Linked DNA regions of Homo sapiens: region 2 is linked to region 1. A link is a contact called in ENCODE Hi-C or POLR2A ChIA-PET data. All regions are on one chromosome and are shown on one strand. The core of a region is the stretch at or near the end of the contact, and the rest is flanking DNA. Distances in the headings are between cores, read along the strand shown.

Evidence for each region. Hi-C counts contacts between places; a loop is a spot of excess contacts on that map. ChIA-PET counts read pairs that join two places held with the same protein, here RNA polymerase II (POLR2A). Pooled maps may share reads with other maps.
Region 2: a loop to region 1 is called in a map with no recorded cell type, with 6 times the contacts of the local background. The contact joins two enhancer-like sites. A Hi-C loop is called at or near these places in 1 of 37 single-sample maps with no recorded cell type and 2 of 50 pooled maps. POLR2A ChIA-PET finds 5 or more read pairs at or near these places in 1 of 52 experiments (A673).

What each region holds. Positions count from the first base shown.
Region 1 is chr9:130,127,002-130,129,701 of GRCh38, forward strand. It overlaps GPR107 (G protein-coupled receptor 107), which reads left to right. Exons shown (of 18, transcript NM_020960.5): 16 at 482-565; 17 at 1,639-1,760. Among named protein-coding and RNA genes, the nearest start is that of GPRACR, 16 kb to the right of the region's middle. RefSeq lists an enhancer at 1,957-2,176. Within about 2 kb of position 1,395, at least 28 of the 41 ENCODE cell types and tissues checked have a DNase peak (open chromatin) inside an H3K27ac peak, as active enhancers do.
Region 2 is chr9:130,931,393-130,934,092 of GRCh38, forward strand. The region is part of intron 1 of FIBCD1 (fibrinogen C domain containing 1); the gene reads right to left. Among named protein-coding and RNA genes, the nearest start is that of FIBCD1, 6.5 kb to the right of the region's middle. RefSeq lists enhancers at 11-60, 461-590. Within about 2 kb of position 1,444, at least 4 of the 41 ENCODE cell types and tissues checked have a DNase peak (open chromatin) inside an H3K27ac peak, as active enhancers do.

The DNA of each region.
Region 1 (2,700 bases), core at 145-2,644:
GAACTTGGTAGTATTTGTACTTCTGTGAGTGTGGACCTCGAATGCTTGCAGCATCTGCCAGAGAAGAGGACAGAAGTCAGTAATTTCCCTGTGTGGCTTTATTTTGCTATTACTACTGGTAAATATTCCTCAAAGCCTGAGCATAAGAAATAAAATCTTTGGAGATTGAAATCAAGGGCTTATGTCTGTGGATAGGGTGAGGAAGGGTTAAGAACAACCTGACTAAAGTGTCTTGTGCTCCCGGTGGGTGTGGCTGTTAGCAATATCTTGGTCACCTGGAGAGAGAGAAGAAATTCAAGTGTAACTAGCAGAGTAGCCATGTCTCTCCGCTGCACGTATTAATTCACACTGTAAGTGTCACATACTTTTCTTTGAGTGATTCTGTTTTCTGTTTCCTAGTTCATTTGTGAAAGCAAATTGTTAAAGTGGTGTCCTAATTTTAATGTTGATCTGATTTCCTGTTTCTTTCCTCCTCATGCAGATTGTGTGTTACATATACTTCACTAGGATCATTGCATTTCTCCTCAAACTCGCTGTTCCATTCCAGTGGAAGTGGCTCTACCAGGTACGCTGCTCACAGGGCAGAATGCCAGAGAATTTATGCCTGAGGATAAAGTCTTGAAGTGTAACTTAACAGTTGTTACTAATTTATCTGGGAATGACCACTAAGACCTTCCATCTCTTCTTTTTTTTAACTAAAAATTTTTTTTTTAGTTTTTGAGACAGGGTCTCACTCTGTCACCCAGGCTGGAGTGCAGTGGCGCAATCTCAGCTCACTGCAACCTCCACCTCCCGGGTTCAAGCGATTCTCCTGCCTCAGCCTCCTGAGTAGCTGGGATTATAGGGATGCACCACCATGCCCAGTTAATTTTTGTTTTTTTAGTAGAGATGGGGCTTTGCAGTGTTGGCCAGGCTGGTCTCAAACACCTGATCTCAAGTGATCCGCCCACCTTGGCCTCCCAGTGTTCTGGGATTACAGGTGTGAGCCACCACACTTGGCCTCCTTCCATCTCTTCTGGCCTATAATTGAGATGATCTGTTTGTCCAGAAATGCTGCTGGATTCTATGAGGAATCTGAAAATAATTGCATTCTTGATTTTAGTTTTCAGTCTTAAAAGTCAAGAGAAAAGCTTCAGGTAGAGAAAGATTTGCCCTGAATCATTAGAACTTAGATGAGATGTGGTCCTTTCCTTTAGTTACAGGGCTGAGTAGTTAGAATTCAGGCTGCCCTTCTTCTTTGCCCATTTTATTATTTCGATAATAAGTATCTTTGCGACAAACTAGAACTAGCTTAACTACTAGAGGAAGCCACCAAATGACTTTTTTCTTGAATAACTCACTGGGTGCTGTAGGCACTGTGGGAGGAAGTGGGTATGTGGTGAGCTCTTAAAAGCTACCCATGAAGACTGGTGAAAGCACAGCAGAGCACAGCCTCGGAAATGTCAGCCCTGGGCAGGACACTCCTCGTTTAGGCCTCGGCAAGTCTAAGGAAAATGCCCTGTAGCAGGAAGTGGCATCTGAGTAAAGAACCATCGAGTGGTGGGTTGTGGGGAAATATGTCAGTTTGTTGAATTCCACTGCTTTCTGAAGAACAGTGTTGCTAATCTCTTTATTTTGGGGTGGTTTTTAAACTTGCAGCTCCTGGATGAAACGGCCACACTGGTCTTCTTTGTTCTAACGGGGTATAAATTCCGTCCGGCTTCAGATAACCCCTACCTACAACTTTCTCAGGAAGAAGAAGACTTGGAAATGGAGTCCGTGTAAGAAATCTTTCTTCCCTCTTCCTTAGCCCTGACCCCTTTGCCTAACACAAAGCAGCACAGTGTGAATCGGGTCGGCTGCTCTCAGCATTTCGTGGCTGCAGGGGTGGTTCCTCTATTTTTAGCAGAAGGAAGCGGACACTGGAGCCCCAGGCTGTCTGATCTGGTTTGAAGTACAGTATCTGCCAAACCTAGCTGGGTCTTGTCAGGGAAGATGGAACTTGCCGTTCCACTAAGCATCATTGGAGCCTGCTTTCAAGAACTCAGTGGCAAGAACTTAGGAATATACGTGGCCAGTTCACGAGGGAGAACAGGGGGCCGACTTTCTGTCAGGCCCGCCATCAGGCGCTTACGTCTGAAAATGGAATCTTCTGAGTCATCTCTAAGTCTGCTAATGATCCTCAGACATCCTCTATCGTCAGATAACTGCGTGGCTTTTCACAGCACAATGACTTTGACCTATATCTGAGCACTAATAGGGGCTTTTCTGAGTCACACAGTGAATGACTCTAGGGTCCTATTTTCTGGGAAAGGGCCATCATTGTCTAGAAAAATGAGTAGTGATTAAGCATATTTGCTTGTTAACTGAAATTTGATAAGCCAGGTCAATGCTGTGTTTGATGATTAGCCTAAGGCAGAGTTTTCCCTTCTTGGTTCACTGGTATCAAGTGTTCTGCCCCCAGCCCTGGCAGCCTTTGAATTCTTCCCAATTCAGAGGCTGAGACTCGGCCCATGCTAAGCTCTGCTTGGCTGTCAGCGGGTCAGGCAGCATGGGACAGCTCTCTCTGCTCAGCTCCACGGCAACAGTAAAGGAAGGCAGGTCCTGCCAGCGGGCGCCAAACAGCATCTCCCCATGCAGAGGAAGAAACACCTCCTTCTAAACAGTGGAGAGGAGTGCAGGAGGCCCATCAGCTGTGCCTTTCCCAGAAGTGGCAGGATC
Region 2 (2,700 bases), core at 194-2,693, 800 kb after region 1:
CAGCTACTCGGGAGGCTGAGGCACGAGAATTCCTTGAACTTGGGAGGTGGAGGTTACAGTGAGCCAAGACCATGACACTGAACTCTAGCCTGGAGACAGAGCTAGACTCCGTCTCAAAAAAACAAAAAACAAAAAACAAAAAACAAAAACGGAAACGAAGGGCAGGCGCGATAAAAAACTGTGTTGGCCAGAAGCCAGGACCAAGGAACAGCTTGTGGTGAGCGGAGGTGCCAGAGCGTGGCCGCACACGCTCTCGGAGGCCCAGATTCACTGGGCAGACTCGCTCATGGCCCCTGAGCATTACACACAAGGGAAAACTGAGGCCCAGAGAGGGCAAGGGGCTCTCCCAGAATCACACTGCAAATAAAAGCAGAACTGGGATTAGGCCCCGAGCCTCCTGCCTTCCTCTCTGGGCCAGGCCCCTCCTATGATTGAATTTCCTCAACTCTCAGACACATTTTCCCCACCTTTTCAACTTTCCGAATTTGAGACTTGTCTTGAAATGACTTCGTATATTAAAGCACTTGGAGCCGTGCCTGGCACGTTGTGCTGGCACAGTAAATATTAGTGGCTTTCATTATCCCATGATCAATGTGCACACAGCATCTGGAGGACATTTTTTTCCACCCAAAGTGTTATTTCTGTGTGTCGTCAATGCTGGGACGCATGTTCTCTTTTTTTCACGTTTTAGCATCTCCAACATGGGGGGACATCTTACAATCGTAATTGACAGCTTGCTTGCTTTCTTAGTGATACATTGAACAGAGACAGATGCCTCTTACATCATTGTGTCTTACTACCTAGAAGATGAGGCAGAGGAAAGAATCATTTTTGTAAATTCAAATTCCACAAGGACCTGCCGGATGACCTACTTGGCACCCGAAGAGGACGGGGTGGAGGGGACATGCGCCTGGACATGCAGACCCCCGGGAAAGAGATCTGCTTTGTTGTCAGGATGCGGAAGAGAGTTTCTTGGCCTGTCCCTATTGTCATGCGGCTGCCAGGACTCAGTGCTCCACGCCTGCCCAGTTCTCTTGGGGGCCGCGTCCATTCCGGGCTCCACGCATCAAGACAATTTACTCCAGCCAGACCCAAATGCACAGTTCCCCTCCACCAGCTCTGCACAAACTGCTCCCTTGGCCAGCCAGAAGCATCTGCTTCCCCTCCTCCTTTTCCACTGGCCTAATGTATTCTCTTCTTTCAGGGCTCAGCTAGCTGTCACTTCCTCCAGGAAGCCTTCCTTGACTGTTTCTACTCCACTCCCCCCAGCTTGGAGGGGCTCCTCCTCTGTGCTCCCCCCGTTAGGGTGCTTACAAGACAGATTGTTGTGGCCTTTGACTTCTTTTACTCACTCATTCATTCAACTGCCTCTGTGCCAGGGCCGCTAACTGGGCCGTTCTATGATTTCCTTCCCTGCCTAAAGTATGGCTGGGTTTGATATACAAAGCTCTGTGTCAGCAGCCAAGTCCCTGTCATGCACTCTTCTGGAGCCCGTCGGGAGACACCTTGCCCCGAGCAGCTCAGGGCTGCATCATCAGACTGTGTAGCATTAAGGTCCCCTGGCGGGCGAGGCTGGGGCTGGCGTGGCAGAGAGGTCATCCGTCTCCCCTCTGCAACTCCCACACCCCTGCCCTATCTTGCACCCTCCTCCCACCCAAGCCCCTCCCTGGTGGGAAGGCAGAGGGCACCGAAATGGGGAGGGGCTCGAGGAAGCCGCAGGGGGTCCCCTAGAGGCAGGGGGACAGCGGAGCTTGGAGATGAAACAGGGCACTCAGCAGAGGAGAATTAGTCTTCAGAGATCACCTTAAAGATGAAGTACTGTTCGCTTTTATGGGCTGCCGTTTACGTGCCTTGCGAAGAAATCTGCCCGAGATAACAAGGGGGGCTCTGGGCGCTGAGCAGCCCAACTGGTATGCCTGAGGCTGGAGCTGATTCATCCGTCCTGGTGTGGCTGAGCTGGGTGCACTCCCTGGGGGCTGCGGAATGGGGAGGATGCACACAGAGCCCCCAGCTCCCAAGACAGGGCATCTCGGGCAAGTGAGCAGGAGAGAGACCGGGGCCTGAGCCGGGAGCCCTGGGTTCAAAGCCCACTTCTGCCACTGACCACTCGCATGAGCTTCCAGCTGGAGGGACCCAGCTTGGTTCCTCGAGTGACCCCCAGTGCCCACCCAGGGTTCACGGCTGCCTACGAAGCCTTGGCCAAAAGGAGGATAAAGCTCATGCCAGCAGGGCGGCAGGCAGCCCCCGGTGGTGTCTCAGTTACAGGGTGACCTCTGTCCAGGCTACCTTCTCTGAGACCCCAGCCTTGGGGGTTCTGGGGAAGCGGCGGGCGGGTGGGGGGGGGGCGGCTCAGGAGGAAGGGATTTGATGCCAAGGCGCTCTGCTAAGCTGGCACACCTCCCTTCCTCCTCACTTCCTAAGAGAGCTGGCTGGCAGGAGTCCCCTGGGGAGACTGGGACCACACTCCACAGATGAAAGGAGGAAGAAGAAAGTTTCCCTCCGGGGGAGGCCAGGCCAGGTTAGACCCAGGTGAGTGCCCCTCCTGCCGCCCACCCCCATCTCCTAAGAGCACCCAGCCCAACGCAGGCAGCTGTTCTGCATGACAAAAACACATCCTGGGGCTTTGCACTGGGAAATGGAAAGCTGAAGGTGGCGGGGTCCTGTGGGCTCTGGATCCAGCAGAGGCTTGCACAGAGCCTG